Regions from separate parts of the Homo sapiens genome. Here region 2 is linked to region 1. Evidence: chromatin loops called from intact Hi-C (ENCODE). Cell type or tissue: heart right ventricle. All regions are shown on one strand. Each heading gives the region's core, and the rest is flanking DNA. Links, peaks and the distances in the headings are about the cores only.

What was found. A loop is a pair of places that touch in the nucleus more often than their neighbours do. Peaks named below come from ENCODE experiments on the same cell type or tissue, not always from the same donor. Only the 100,000 strongest peaks of a DNase experiment are listed, where the experiment ranks them.
Region 2: a loop joins it to region 1, with 2.9 times the contacts of the local background. A loop is called at or near these places in 4 of 110 quality-filtered maps.

What each region holds. Positions count from the first base shown.
Region 1 is chr10:45,020,532-45,028,872 of GRCh38, forward strand. No RefSeq gene overlaps it. Among named protein-coding and RNA genes, the nearest start is that of ZNF22, 24 kb to the left of the region's middle. In heart right ventricle, for the core only: no CTCF peak of the experiment used is centred there; no DNase peak of the experiment used is centred there.
Region 2 is chr10:45,221,926-45,230,266 of GRCh38, forward strand. LOC105378283 (a long non-coding RNA gene) reads right to left here and starts at 2,585. Exons shown (of 6, transcript XR_001747443.2): 1 at 2,394-2,585. In heart right ventricle, for the core only: no CTCF peak of the experiment used is centred there; no DNase peak of the experiment used is centred there; H3K27me3 peaks cover 5,071 bases.

The DNA of each region.
Region 1 (8,341 bases), core at 273-8,272:
TCCTCTGGTTGGGTGGGCCAGGAAGGATTTGCCAGTTCAGAGGAGATGAGGATGAGGAGGTAGAGAAGGCACCAATCATGGAGGGTGTGAATGACCAGCTAAGAAGTGTGACCAATGTTCCTGAAGTCATTCTGGTATTACCAGAGGGCTTTAAGTAGGGGCAATATAGAGTCAGATTTTTATTTTTATTTTTATTTTTATTTTACTTTATTTTATTTTAAATTTGAGATAGAGCCTCACTCTGTCACCCTGACTGGAGTGCAGGGGCACCATCTCGGTTCAATGCAACCTCTGCCTCCCCGGTTCAAGCAACTCTCCTGCCTCCACCTCCCAAGTAACTGGGGTTACAGGTGCCTGCCACCACGCCCAGCTCATTTTGTATTTTTAGTAGAGATGGGGTTTCACCCTGTGGGCCAGGCTGGTCTCAAACTCCAGACCTCAAGTGATCCACCCACCTTGGGCCTCCCAAAGTGCTGGGATTACAGACCTGAGCCACTGCGCCTGGCCAGATTTGCATTTTTAATGGATCTTTCTGGCAGCCATGTAGAAGAATGTCTCAAGTATATATGCTATTGCACGTTACACAGATTCTTTTCAGTTTCCTCTTCTCCATTTTCTGATGCTGAGGGTATGTTATTCCAAATAATACCACTTGACAATCATATATTCTTTTATTTCCTTTCTGAAATTCAAGGGAAATTGAGTGGCTTAGGCCTTTCCTTTCCAGAGCTGGCCTTTTAAACCTCCAGAGCTCCAAAGCCAAGGCAAAGTTTATGTAGTGGATTGAAAGACTTACTTATCTTCTATCAACATTTATTATTTTGATAATTAATTAATGCCTCACATGGTCCTAGAAAAAAATTATAGTAAGTTTCCAAAATGTGCAACAACAACACTCAGAATGGTCATGCTTCATAGTGGTTGTGATGGTTAATTGTACTTGTTGACTTGACTGGGTTAAATAATATGCACGTAGTGGATAAATCATTATTTCTGGATGTGTATGTGGGGAAGAGATTGGCATTTGCATCTGTAGACAGAATAAAGAAGATAAGCCCTCACCAATGTAGATGAGCATCATCCAATCCCTTGAGAGTTGGGATAAAACAAAAAGGCAGAGGAAAGGTGAATTCACTCTCCTCTGGAGCTGGGAAATCCATTTTCTCCTGCCCTTAGGCTCTGATACTATTGGTTCTTGAGCCTTCATATTTGGAGGCTGACACCAGCAGCCCCCTAGGTTCTCAGACCTTTGGAGTCAAATGGAATTATACCACCTGCTTTTCTGGTTCTTGAGCTTGCAAATGGCAGATCGTGGGACTTCTTGGCCTCCATAATCATGTGAACCAATTTCCATGATATAGGCTGGGCGTCTCCTTTTATAGGCTGGGCGTGGTGGCTCACTCCTGTAATCCCAGCACTTTGGGAGGCCAAGGCAGATGAATCACCTGAGGTCAGGAGTTTGAGACCAGCCTGATCAACATGGTGAAATCTCCATCTCTACTAAAAATACAAAAATTAGCCATTCATGGTGGCGCATGCCTGTAATCCTAGCTTCTAGGGTGGCTGAGGCAGGAGAATTGCTTGAACCCAGGGGGCAGAGGTTGCAGTGAGCTGAGATTACACCACTGCACTCCAGCCTGGGTGACAGAGGGAGACTCTGTCTCAAAAAATAAAATAAAATAAATCTCCTTTTATGCATCTATACATATCTGACTGATTCTGCTTCTCTGGAGAGCCCTGACTACTAGAGCAGTCTCTAAAAGAGCTTATTTCAACTGCCCACTGATATCTTCCTGAACACACAGGTGAGAATACAAACCCATGCTCTCACTAAAACCTCAGAATGATAGACAACCTATTAACAAATAAGCCTAGATTAAGGAATACAGTCCAGACTTTGTTACATGGAAGGCTCAGGCTTTGATTGATGAAACAAAGGTGACATAAAAACAGCAGAAAAACACTTAGGTCCTGTATTAGTTTTCTAGCCCTGCTATATAGCAAAGTAACACAAACTGGGTGGCTTTCAATAACAGAAATTTGTCTTCTTACAGTTCTGGGTGTTAGAAGTCTGAAATCAAAGTGTACACCGGGCCATGTACTCCTTGTGGGGTCTGGAGGAGAATAATCTGTTCCATGCCTTTCTCTTAGGTTTTGTTGCTGCTGGCTATCTTTAACATTCCTTGGCTTATAGACACATTGTTCCAATCTCTGCCTCCATCTTCGCAAAGCCTTCTCCCTGGTGTGTCTCAGTGTCTGTGCCTCTTCTCTTCTTATAACAATACCAGTTAGAATGGATTAAGGGCCCACTTATTCCAATAAGACCTCATTTTAACCGTAAGTACATTTTCAATGGTCCTATTTCCAAATAAGGTCACATTCTAAAATTCAGGAAGGACATGAATTTTGGGGAGACACTATCTAACCCAGTACAGGTTCTATCTCTTGGCCTGCTCCTGTGATTCAAGATCAGTGAGAAAACAAGGTACCACCAACTAAGTAGCTTAAAACAACATAGGTCTGTTGGTCAAAATTCTGGATGGGCTCAACAGAGTTTTCTGCTTAGGATCTCACAAGACCAAAATCAAGGTTTAGGCTGGGCTCTCATCAGGAGGCTCTGGGCAAGAAGGTGCTTCCAGGTCATCTAGGTTGCTGGCAAATAATACAGAGTAGTAAAAAGGAATTATCCTGGCATTAGAAAGGAAGAATATACTTGGCTTGGCTTGGATGCTACCAAAAACAGTGACTAAGCAAGAATATATATATAGGATAATTTATTTGGGAGAAAATCTCAGAGAATGGAAGGGAGGCCCCTGGGAAAGTGATAAAAGGAAGAAAGACTGAGAGCAACTGGAACTTAATTCCATCAGGACATTCAAAGGAGCCTATAGAGTGTCTCTCCCATTTGTCTATCCAAGGACCCACAGGGAGCAGCCTTTATCCATTGGCTCTGATAGGGCCGCTGCCCAGGACACTAAATCCCCCACATACTTCCAGATTGTGATGGTTCTTGTGTGCTGGAGAGAGGGCTGCAGTCTATGATGACAAAGACATCCAAAAATGAAAGTAAAGGATGTGCAAGGCATATTTGGAGCAAGACGCTTGTGGTGTGAGGTGAGTCAAAGCCCATGCTAAGTTGTTTGCCTCAGTCACTGCTGGAATCAGAAGCAAGACTGAGAGGATGGGAGTTTGGCACCAGACCTGGTATAATACTTCTGAAAACTATCTACTGAAATGCAGCAAAATGCTTCTCATCCTCACAAATATGAGAGAAGCCAAGTTCAGAAAGCAAAAAGACAAAATAAGAAAACAGTTGGATTAGGAAAGATTGCAAGAAATCTAAAATTGAAATCTAGGCAATTGAAATCCACACTGAAAGCAGCAGAGACCAACGCAGATATTTTAGACAACAAAATGATGTAAAAGAGAGATCAGGAGACACATCCAGAGTGTAGAGAAAAAGAACATAGAAATAAAAATGAGGCCGGGCACAGTGGCTCACACCTGTAATCCCAACATTTTGGGAGGCCGAGGAGGGTGGATCACTTGAGGTCAGGAGTTCCAGACCAGCCTGGCCAACATGATGAAACCCTGCCTCTACTAAAAATACAAAAAATTAGACAGGCGTGGTGGCATGCACTTGTAATCCCAGATACTTAGGAGGCTGATGCCAGGAGAATTGCTTGAACCCGGAAGTTGGAGGTTGCAGTGAGCTGAGTTGGCACTACTGCACTCCAGCCTGTGCAACAGAGCAAGACTCCATCTCAAAAAAAAAAAAAAAAGAAAAAAGAAAAAAAGAAAGAAAGAAAGAAAAGTGAGAATTACAATGGACAGAGTTCAGCTCTCGAGTCTCTGGCTAGCATGATGGGGAATGCACTTGGTGTATTGGAATCAAGAGGAAGGAGCATCCCAGCCTCTGATGACCAAGAGTTTTCTGAATTCAGAGGCTGTATTAGTTATGTGTTGCTGCATAACAAATAACTACAAACTTAGCAGTTTAGAACAACATACACTTATTATCTTATCGTTTCTATGAGTCAAGAGTTCAGGCATAGCTTCTTGGGGTCCTATGCTTCCTGGCTTCCCACCAGGCTGCAATCAAGATGTTGGCTGGCATTGTGGAAAACCGTGTGGAGGTTTCTCAAAAAACTAAAACTACCAAACAATCCAACAATCTCACTACTGAGTGTTTTCCAAAGGAAATGAAATCAGTATATCAAAGGCATACTTGCACCCCCATAACACTATTCACAATAACTAAGATATGGAATCAACATAAATGTCCATCAACAGATGAATGGATTAAAAAAATTTGGTGTGTATACACGATAGAATACTACTCAGCCATAAAAAATGAAATCCTGTGCTGGGCACGGTGGCTCATGCCTGTAAGCCCAGCACTCTGGGAAGCTGAGGTTAGAGGATTGCTTGAGAGTTCAAGACCAGCCTGGGCAACATAGTGAGACCCTGTCTCTAGGAAAAATACAAAAAAGCAACGGGGCATGGTGGCACATGCCTGTAATTCCAGCTACTCAAGGAGGCTGAGACAGGGCGATCACTTGAGCCCAGTAGTTCGAGGCTGCAGTGAGCTATGATCATGCCACCATACTCCAGCCTGGGTGACAGAGACCTTGTCTCAAAAAAAAATATGAAATAAAAACTTGTCATTCATGGCAACGTGGATGGAGCTGGAGGATGTTATGTTAAGCAAAATAAGTCAGGCACAGAAAGATAAATACTGAATGTTTTCATTCATATGTAGGAGCTAAATAAAAACCAAACTCATGGAAGTAGAGAGTAGCATTGTGGGTATTAGAGGCTGGAAAGGGTAGAAGGGAGGGGAGATAAGGAGAAGGCTAACTGATACAAAGTTACAGCTAAAGAGAAAGAACAAGTTCTAGTGTTCTGTAGCACTGTAGCATGAATATGGTTAATTATAATTTGTTGTGTATTTTCAGAAAACTAGAAGAGTGAATTTTGAATGTTCACAACAGAAAGAAATGATGTGTTTGAGGTAATGGATATACCAATTACCCTGATTTTGTAATTACACATTGTATACATACATCAAAATATTATTCTGCATTCTATAAATATGTATGGCTTCTATGTGTCAACTAAAAAGAAAAAGAAAACAATTGGGGAGAAAAAAGATGGTGGCTGGGGCTGCAATTTCATCTCAAGGCTTGACTGGGGAAGGATGTTCTTCCACAATTATGTGGTTATTGGCAGAATTCAGTTTCTTGTGTTCTATTGACTGAGGGACTTTATTTCCTTCTCGTGGTTGGCTAGAAGCTTCTCATAGTTCTTTACTATGTGGGCCTGCCTCCTCATATAGCAGCTCATAGGATAGCAATTTGTTTCACCAAAGCCAGCAAGAGACAGTCTGCTAGCAAGGTAGAAGTTACAATCGTATGTAACATAATCATAGAGGTGATATTCCATTATGCCTGCTATGTTCTATTGGTTAGAATTAACTTAGATCTCCCCCTCCATCAACACTCAAGGGAGGGAACCACACAGGATGTGAACATTAGGAGGCAGAGATGACTAGGGACCATCTTGAAGCCCACACAGCACAGGAGCAGAGGAAGGGTATTCCAGAGATTGCAGTTTGTACAAAGATATGAAAGTGTGAGATAGAATGTCACATTTAGGAACTTGCCAGGGGTTAGCATAGCTGGAGAATAGAACACAAAGTAGAGATTAGTAGAACTAGAAATACCATTTGACCCAGCCATCCCATTACTGGGTATATACCCAAAGGACTATAAATCATGCTGCTATAAAGACACATGCACTCGTATGTTTATTGTGGCACTATTCACAATAGCAAAGACTTGGAACCAACCCAAATGTCCAACAATGATAGACTGGATTAAGAAAATGTGACACATATACACCATGGAATACTATGCAGCCATAAAAAATGATGAGTTCATGTCCTTTGTAGGGACATGGATGAAATTGGAAATCATCATTCTCAGTAAACTATCGCAAGAACAAAAAACCAAACACCGCATATTCTCACTCATAGGTGGGAATTGAACAATGAGATCACATGGACACAGGAAGGGGAACATCACACTCTGGGGACTGTTGTGGGGTAGGGGGAGGGGGGAGGGATAGCATTGGGAGATATACCTAGTGCTAGATGACAAGTTAGTGGGTGCAGCGCACCAGCATGGCACATGTATACATATGTAACTAACCTGCACAATGTGCACATGTACCCTAAAACTTAAAGTATAATAATAAAAGAAAAAAAAGAAAAAAAAATCTGAACTAAGCAGGGACCACATCTTTGTGGGCTTTTTATGCCAAGCAAGGCTCTAGATTATGTTACTAGATCATGTGTTGGCTGGATTATATTGGTGGTCAGAACATTACATGGGCTGTTGGTTGCTAAATTCAGGACCACCACTAGTTTCATTGTTTTTGTATGAATAAGAAAGGAATCCTTTCCTCCAAGTTAACAGGACCCTGCTGCAGGACATATAACATGTAATGTGGAGGAGAAGTGAGGTTTCAGCCCCCTTCATCCTTCCACTGATGAGTGCACAAGTAGAGTGCAGAGCAACAACCTTGCAGGTGCCAATTGAAAGAGTGCAGCATTTTTTTTTTCAGAGAGAAATGATATGGGCCTGATTAATGAGGCCAGTGGTTGTGATGATAGAAGAGGGGAGCAACAAAAGTGATTTCTTTAAAAAAAAAAAAAAAAAGCAAGAATCACACAGACTCAGCAATGGCTAGGTATGAGGAATGAGAGAAGGGAAAGGCACTAGAATGATTTTTTTTACATCTCTGGCTTGGACAACCTATTGAAATGTGACATTGCTAATTAAGATAAAGCAATATGTTAGGAGAAGGATATTGGGGACAAAGGAGCTGTATCAGTGAAAGTCACAGCAGGAAACAGATGGTATGTTCCAATTAGGATTTTCTGTAGAGGATTTATTAAAGAAACTATCTCTTATAGAGAAAATTATTAAAGTTATGGGCAAGATGTGGGAAAATCACAAGAAACAGTGCAGCACCCTGGGGCTAGTAGCAGTGGGGCTGGAACCACCCTTAGGCTTAAAGAGGGGAGAAGAGGGGAAGGAATGATTGTCATAGTGGGAAGGATAATTGTATGGTGAGGGTGACCATTGAGAGGAGCTAGGGCACTTGATGGAGGCATCCAGCCTCCATTCCTCTGAAATGACACAGTAGGGAGGAAGCTGTTAGAATAAATACCCTGACTTCACTCTCCTTCCAACCTCCAATTTGTCAGGGTACCCCCAAATGGAAGAACAGAGAACAAAGAACTCCTATTGGTGTAGTCCTTCCAGGGAAGAACCCAGAGAATGATATATATGAATTAAGCAAAAAACTGCCAAAATATTTTATTATTTTTAAAATATCTGTAGTATTTGGAATGATGTCCCTTTTTTCATTCCTGTTATTTGTAATTTTTGTTTTTTTCTTTATCAGTCTTGCTATCATATCAATTCTAACATCAATTCTATTAACATATAAAAAAAGTCATTTTATTGAAATTGTTGTTTTCTATTTTCATTTTTTTTTTAATGTCATGGAATTCTGCTATTTTCTTTATGTTTTCATTAGCCTTTCAAAAGTTTGATTTACTTTCTTTTTCTAGCTTATTTAGAGGAAAGTTAAAAAATAACATTTCAGATATACTTTTTCCTCTAAGTATGCATTTAAGGCCAAAAATTTTCCTCTATGAACTATGCTTAGAGTATGTACTTTGAATAATTTTGATTATTTTGTATTGAGATTTACTTTGTACTCAAAATATGGCCAGTTTTGGTGAATGTTCCATGTACACTTGAAAGATTTTGTATTTTGATGTTGTTGGATTCTATGCACATCAATTGGGTCACATTTCTCAGTTAAGCTCTTCAGAATGTTTATCTTTACTATATATCCTTTTTAGATTATATTATTGGTTATTGAGAGGCGTATTATAGTCTCCTACTTTAATTGTGTTTTTTCTGTTTCTTCTTCTATTTTGTCAATTTTTGTTTTTTATATTTAGAAACTATATTATTTGGTGCATACACATTGAGAATTGTTATATCTTCCTGGTAAATTGATTCCTTCCTAATTATGAAATATTCCTTTTTCTCTAGTGACTTTTCCTGCCTTAAAGCCTACTTTGCCATTAATTTCTATATCAGTTTCCCTTTTTCACTGTTTTCTTAATACCTTTTCCCACAATTTTGCTTTTAAACTTTGTGTCCTTAACAAGTTGTTTACTTGTAATAGCATATAGGTGAATTAGTCTTCTACTTTTCTAATTCAGTTTGTCTATTTATTGACACAATTACATTATTTA
Region 2 (8,341 bases), core at 50-8,049, 200 kb after region 1:
CTGTCTAATATCTGTCTCCAGCCTAAGAAGTTTTCCCCATCAGAAAGCTCTTGGTACCTAAACTCCTCAAAACAGCTTTCAAAGGTAATTTGCTGTCTCTAAGGAAGTGCTGCGTTAGAAGATACAACTCTCCCAAGAAGAAAGACAGGCATCTCATATGCTTAGTAGTACAATACCTTACTGTTATCTTCAAAGCTTAATTCTTACCTTTTGATAAATTAAAATAATGAACGGAAAGCTTGAGATGCAAGAACTATTCTCTGTACATGCCAGTTAATTGTTCCCTGTGTTTAATCTGGATACTAATATATAAAACTTCCTGGTAACAGCTAAAATGTTATCAGTAAAGAAATATGGAGGAAGGTGTGGTGGCTCAAGTCTGTAATGCCAGCACGTTGGAAGGCCAAGATGGGAGGACTCCTTGAGCCCAGGAGTTTGAGGCCTAGCCTGGGCAGCATAGCAAGACCCCATCTCTACAAAAAAATAAAACCATTAGCCAGGCGTGGTGGTGTGTACCTACAGTCCCAGCTACTCAGGAGGCTGAGGTGGGAGGATCACTTGAGCCTGGGAGGTTGAGGCCACAGTGAGCTGTGAATGCACCATTGCATTCCAGCCAGGGTGACAGAGCGAGACCCTGTTTTCAGGAAAAAAAAAAAATTACACTTATAATTAATGTAGCCAAGTGAAATATTTTAATACTTGTATATATTAAGCACTGTGTCACTGTGTGTGCACTGCTGAGAACTGAGCCCTAGTGGAGGCTCCGAAGAGCATCCTGGAACCCCGTAGGCTCCGAGGAGTCCCGAGGTCAGGGAGTTTGCAGAGAGCAGCCTTGGGTCAATGTTACAGAAGCCAGAGGAAGTGGACTCTTGACATCTCCAAATTCACTTCCACCCAGCTTCCCAAAAAGCACTATTATTCTTCATTAGCTTCTTCTTTAGGAAAATTTAAGAATGATCTTGCTTTTCAGTACCCAATACTGAAATTTACTTCAGGAAGCAAGTGGCTATCTTTTCTTCCCTAATAAAAGCAATGGCTTCAAAGAGATAATAGAGCTCAACCGAAATAGCTAAGCCATTCTCCCCATTTATAAATATCACATAAAGTCTCCTCTTCAAAAGCTGAAGGGTATAAAGCTCCTCTGCTGAAAGCAGCCTCTCTCTTCTACCCAGTGAGAACGAGTGCTGGAGGGAGGAAAGCCATGGGGGCCAAGGGTCCCGCTATGCCAGGCATCATCTTCCCTATCCCCTTCTCTTTCTCCTCTGTATCAACAGTGCTCCCAATAATGACCATGATCATGGCAGAGCTGGGCAGGGGCAGCAAGGGACACACCTAGATCTTCAGTTCCAGAGGCATCTGTTCTGTTGCTGACAGCGAGGACCCTTACGGAATGCAAGAGACCAACACACACCAAGGCTGAGAAGCTAACTAGTACACAACCTAAGTTTAATGGCACGTATTTTCATAAAGGCTATGAAACGCAAATCAACTACATTTCCTCCCTTTTCCTTCTGCCAAGACGTATTAATGGCATCAACTCCAATCTCTATCCCAGGCAGGTTTTCAAACCGGGAAAAGCATGGCTTCACAGTAAACCTGACTCTGCCATTCTTTCCATGTCTCAATGGCTTTCCATCACCTTTCAGGGTCTCCTGAACATCTCCCTTCTTCTCTCGTCACATCCTGGACGTGATCTCACACACTCATGGGCCTAATCCATCATTCTTTCATTTTTTTTCATTCCTCAAACTATTTTTGAGCATCTACTGTGCTCCAGGCACTATTATAAAAAAAAAAAATGCAAGCATGAACATTGCACTGCTTTTGTCTTCCCAATGTCCCAGTGGAGAAGGGAGACTTCTAGATTAAAAAAAAAAAAAATCATTACAATCCTACGTGACAGAAGTCACAAAACAAGGCACACGTCCAACTTCACAGGGCAGGGAGTGGCTATGTTAGCTTGGTGCAGACAGAGAAGATTTTACACAGGTGGTGATGTCTAAGCTGACTCTTAGAAGTAAAACGATTTCAGGTGAAAAAGACTGAGGGTGAGAGAAAACAGAATTCGTAAAAGCACCAAGATCTGAACAAGTAGGCTCCGGTCCAGAAAGGACAATAAATTCAGAATGGCTGAAATGCCAACTGCATGGAAGGGTAAGGTAGTGTTCAGATTCGGAAAGGCCTTGTGCATCACGCCTAGAAACCTGGAGCATTACAGTCGGTAACGGACAACCTGGAAAAGTGTGGAGAGGGTTTAAACCAAAGCCACGTCAGCCTGAAGGGCGTCCGGGTGCAGGGAGGGGATGGGGCAGGGCAGGGGACTGGGAAGGGTCCAGCCCCGGTCCGGCCACGCAGAGAGAAGCAACCCCAAGTGCGACGCCGCACACACTCACCGCAGAGGGCAGCCCCTAAGAGGGTGGGCGTGCAACCACAGGCTTCGGCAGGACGCACTCCGGCTGCGACAGATGCCCTCGTTCCCTGCTACACCTGCACTAAATAACTAACACGCCCTGTCTCGGCACACCGCGCAGCTGCCAGCTCCACGCCCGAACCTACCCATATTAAGAGAACAGCTCGCTAGGCGTGGCTCCAGGGCCAGGTTCCGCCCTTAAAAGAATATGGAAGAGGCTGGCCAATCACGTACGTTATTCGGCTTCGAGACCCCGCGCCACGCTGAGGTTAATTTATCGCCGTGGCGAACACTCCGCGGTTTGGAACTCTGATTGGGCCGAGCTTGGCGCGTGCGCGCGATGTTTGGCGCGTGTTCAGTTGATGGGTCGAAGCCCAGAGGGCTGTGGGGGAAAGCAGAGAAGTTTATGGCGCGACTGCGCAAGGGAGGGTAATGGCTGAGGGTGGGTGTTGCGAAAGCTGGAAGTAAATTGCCTTCGAATGTTTCGCTTCTGTAACTGCGGCTCCACTCGCCAGAAGTTGCTACCCTGAGTCCCACAATGTGCCTCTGAAGGACCTTGTGGGGCACGCAGCCTCTCGCCCTATGAAGAGCTTCTCCAGACAGGAATTCTGGCGTGGTCTACGTTTCTCCAGCGCCCCGCTGGAAATCTTTTTTGACAGGTTTCTAAGGCTGGCTTTTACCCCTGACCCTTTTGCCCTTAAGCAACAAGAACCACCCTCAGGGCTGGAAGCTACAAGTAAAACCCTACCATTTAAAGGTCATTTGAAAACACCACTAAAGCGATGTCTTTCCCGACTATGACTTTTACATCTGTGAAACATAACATTCTGGCTCCCAGGAACCTCCCGCTTTCTCTTCCAAAAGCAACCAAATTTTAAATTCTAGCAAAACTGCTGCCCTCTGCCTCCCTCTTTCCTGACCCAGTCTGTTACCCAGCAATATCCTGTGCTTCTCTCACCAAAAACCCTGTCCTGAGAGACAATTTCATACTATGGAATAAAGATTGGCACCAGGCACTTTTCTCCTATTGTCACCTAAATTGATGATAGACGGATACCACACATGCATTTATATATTGTAGATTGTAGCGGGGATCAAAGCTTTAAGGAGATGTAAAATAATGTAATTCTAGCCCTGAACCAATTGGATTAAAAAAGGATCTGCACTCTTAAATTCGAAAGCAGAAACTTATTGCTTAAAAAACATTCCAGATGAAAGGGTTATTCCTGCATTAGTCTTCTTTGATCTGGAACCGTTCCTTGGCTTTTATATTTATTGAAATGACGTTATTTAAGAGTACAGACCAGGTATTGTGTGGAATATCCTTTAAAGTGAGTTTGTCTGATGTTCCCTTTCAGGTTATGAATTTTTGGAGAAACACCACTAAGTGATGTGTCTTTTCCAGTGCATGTTATCAAGGTAGAGATAACATCGGTTTCTCCCAGTATTGATGATGTTCACTTGGTTAAGGTGGTGTCTGCGAGGTTTCTTCACCATAAAGTTACTATTTTTTCTTTATGATTAAAAATAATGCTGGGGGGAGGTGCTATTGGATTACGTCCCTTTTCTCATCTAATTTTTACCTAGTAGTTTTAGCATCCACTGATGATTTTCTAACTTCATAATTTCATCTGTATGTATTAGTTGGTAATCTCCTAATACATTTATTTCTTGAATCACTAACTCTTCTAAAGCAAAAGAACTTTCTTGAAAAAATTAGAATTGTTCTTGTTCCATCAGTTTCTAATAGTGAATCTTGACTGTGTAGGCTGAAGACAGTAGTACCTGTATTAATCGGCTAGTGCTGTCGTTACAATATACCACAGACCGGATGGCTTAAACGACAGAAATTTCTCACAGTTCTGGAAGTTCAAGATCAAGGTGCCAGCAGATTTGATTTATCCTGTGGACTCTCCCCTTGGCTTGTGGATGACTGTCTTCTCTTGGTGTCCTTCCAGGGTATTTTTCTCTGTGCAATCACACCCTTGGTGTCTCTTCCTGTTATAAGGACACCAGTCCTATTGGACAGCCCCACTCTTGTTTCTCTATAATAACACCCTGTTTTTGTTTCATAAATGTACTCTCTTCTCAAGTATCACTGAGGATAATAGTTTTTAAACCTCTCTTCTGTTCACTAAATTATGTTTCTTCAAGGCTCCATTCTTATGTGTGTTTATCTAGTCTTTCCCCTAGAAAAGAAAAATTCTTCCCCTCTCTGGTGGTTTATTCTTTGTTGTCCTTTTGAGTTCAAGTGTGAAGATCTGAAATGGTTTTTCTAGATAGCTGGAGTGGTTTCTTTCCTCTCGTTTGTGTGTATTGTTTTCCTCCTAGATCCTTGGGCTGATTGTTGAATTTCTTTAGAGGCAAGAACCCAGTGTTATGCCTGCAGGTCATCACCAGGCTACCTTTGCTGGTGGAGGGAAATGATGGATTGTCAGTGCCAGTTAAGGCAACTCCATGACTTTGGTTTTAGCTCCTCACACTGCACCTGCCAGCCCCACATCCAGATAACACCTGGAACAGAGAGTCCCAAACCTCCTGCATTTCTCTCTCAAAGTTATTTTGGGCTGCATGCCTCCATTCACTCCTGCTTCACAGGAATTTGTTTTCACTCCTGTTTGAGATAGTAAAAACCAAACTGTTTTTGCTACTCTTACACGCTCAACACTTCTGACACCAGAGATTCCCCCACACATGAAACAGTTCTCCAGCAGACACCAGCTAAGTGTCCTACAGTTTAACTTAATTCTGATACTACCTCAACTTACAGTCAAATCCCACAAGTTAAGGGTGCATTTCCACAAGACTGTCCCCTACTTTAGGTTGACTGTCACCTATACTTCTGACCACCTATAAATCAGTATTCCCACACCCCCTTCTCGGGTTTGATTAATTTGCTAGGGTGATGGTTAGCCTGTCCAGGGTCCTGATTGCTAGCAGTGAGACTTCATGGTGACACAACGTGGAATCAGGAAACATCCCTTGGCCACTAGATCTGGGAAGTTGACTCAATGTGTGTTTCACCAGATAAGAATATTAAGGTTTTTGCCTTGGGACTGGCTCAGGAAATCAAGCAAGATGGACCTGGGAAGTGTGCTTTGTGAAGTTGGGAGAAATCAGCTGATAGTCTTGTATGGCTGTCTGTTCTCTGCTTTATCCTCAGTGCACTTAGTATATGTCACATAGCTGATGCTCAATAAACATTTGGAAATGAGTGAATTAAATGTAAAGCAAAACCAGAGGATATATGATGGGTCTTACTAATGAGAGTAGAGTCGACTCTTTTCTCCTTCTTCCAGCTGAATTACTCAAAAACTGAATTGCTCAATAACTACTTCCCTTTGCTGTACATGAAAATGTCATGCTTCCAAGCCTGTCAATCCCCTAACCCACTAAAAAATCACTGTTTATTTCCTAGATGGTTAGCCTGGAAGATTTTGTAAAGCTTCATTTTGTCTCTTTTTTCTGTATTTTTAATTTTAAAATTACATAATAATATTGATTATGCTTTCCTCAATTTCATGTACACCCCTCCCAGATATTCCAATATGCCTCCTAGAAAAGCATGCCCTTCTGAGTGGAAATGATACCATTACTCTAATGATGCAATCCATGATCCAAGCATCATTTTTTTGACAGCTACATCATGTTAATCTTGCTTTCAGAAAAGTACTGTGTCATTTCATGTTATTATTAAACTTTCCCTGTATTCTGTACCTTTGCAATTCATTTATTAGATAAAAGAGGAAGATTTTATATCTATCACATTTCATCTGTTACTATTGGCCCATTTTTCTAGCTTATCAAGACCCTTTGGATTTGATGGTGTTACTCATTGCATTTGCTGTCCTTTCCAATAGAAATGTCATCCATAAAGTTGATATATCTATCCATAATACAAAAAGGGAGCAGGAATTTTTTTTGTTGTTTGTTTTCTTGAGATGGAGTCTCACTCTGTCACCCAGGCTGGAGTGCAGTGGCGTGGTGTTGGCTCACTGAAACCTCCACCTCCCTGAGTTCAAGCGATTCTCCTGCCTCAGCCTCCCAAGTAGCTGAATTTTTAAGGTGAGAGTATTTTCTTTATGTACCTCCATACTCTGTCCAGGAATAATTTCTCTGAAATTTGAGTATTAGAGTAAGATGAAGTAATATATTCCACAGCTTCTTTCATTCACTTGGTCTCATGTTCTTAATAACCCTTGATTTTGCATAATTAACATAAAGCAAATTTCCTTTGTAAAGGCTTCTGCTTTTCTAGAGGCAGTGAAAAACTTTATAAAAGCATTGGATGTTCTTATAAAAAGGAAGCTGATAACTACCTCACTAAGTTACATGTCTGGCAGCACTGGAGATAAGGATGTGCTATTGAACTTTCTACTTGTTGTTAAATGGCAAACTATATTGTTTATTTATAACTTAATATATTGTGTTAAGGAATAGGCAGTGGTGCTGCTTATGGAAACTTTGTACTCTTGAGAGTAAATATATAATATAGTTTGGATATTTATCCCCGCCCAAATCTCATGTTGAGTTGTAATACCCAATGTTGGAGGTGGGCCTGGTGGGAGGTGTTTAGATCATGAGGGTGGATCCCTCATGAATGGCTTGGGCCATCCCCTTGGTGATAAGTGAGCTCTCACTCTGAGTTCAAATGAGTTCTGGTTACTTAAAAGTGTTGGCACCTGCCCCCTACTCTCGCTGTCTTGCTCCTGCTTTCACCATGTGACATGCTCGTTTCCCCTTCACCTTCTTCCATGATTATAAGCTTCCCAAGGCCTCCCCAGAAGCCAAGCAGATATCAGCACCATGTTTCCTATAAAGCCTACAGAACTGTGAGCAGATTAAACCTCTTTTCCTTATAAATTACCCAGTCTCAGGTATTTATTTATAGCAATGCAAGAATGATCTAATACAGAAAATTGGTACCAGGAGTGGCGTTTTGTTATAAAGATACCTGAAAATGTGGAACTGACTTTGGAACAAAGTAATGGGTAGAGAAGTTGGAAGAGTTTGGAGGGCTCAGAAGACAGAAAGATGAGGGAAATTTGGAACTTCTTACAGACTGGTTAATAGTTGTGACTAAAAATCTGATAGTGATATGGATAATGAAGTCCAGGCTGCCAAGGTCTTGGATGGTAATGAGGAACTTAGTGGGAACTGGAGCAAAGGTGACACATATTATGCATTAGCAAAGAGCTTGGCTGCATTCTGTCCATGCCCTAGGGATCTGTGGAAGTTTGAACTAAAGAGTGGCAACCCGGGGTATCTGGTGGAAAAAATTTCTAAGCAGCGAAATGTTCAAGATTTGGCCTGGCTGCTTCTAAAAGCATATGCTCAGATGTGGGAGCAAAGAAATGACTTCAAGTTGGAACATATATTAAAAAGGAAAGTAGAGAGTAAAATTTTGGAAAATTTACAGCCATATGTAAATTTTGTGTACATGGAAAATTCTCTGCCATATGGCAGAGAAAGAAAAAGCTTTTTCAGGAGAGGGATTCAAGCAGACTGTGGAGCATCCTCTTGCTAGAGATAGTTGTATAACTAAAAGGGAGTCAAGTGCTAATATCCAAGATAACGGAGAAAAGGCCCCAAAGGCATTTCAGAAAACTTTGCTGAAACCCCTCCCATCACAGGCCCAGAGGCCTAGGAGGAAAGAATGATTTCATGGGCCAGGCCCAGGGCCCTGCTTCCCTGCACAGCCTCAAGACACTGCTCCCCACATCCTGGTCACTCCAGCTCCAGCTGTGTCTCAAAGGGGCCTAGGCACAGCTTGGGCTGCAATTTTGGAGAATGAGAGCTATAAGCCTTGGCAGCTTCCACATGGTTTTAAACCTACAGGCACACAGAGTACAACAGTGGTAGATTCTTGGCAGCCTCTACCTAGATTTCAGAGGCAGTATGGGAAAGCCTGGGTTTCCAGGAAGAAGCCTT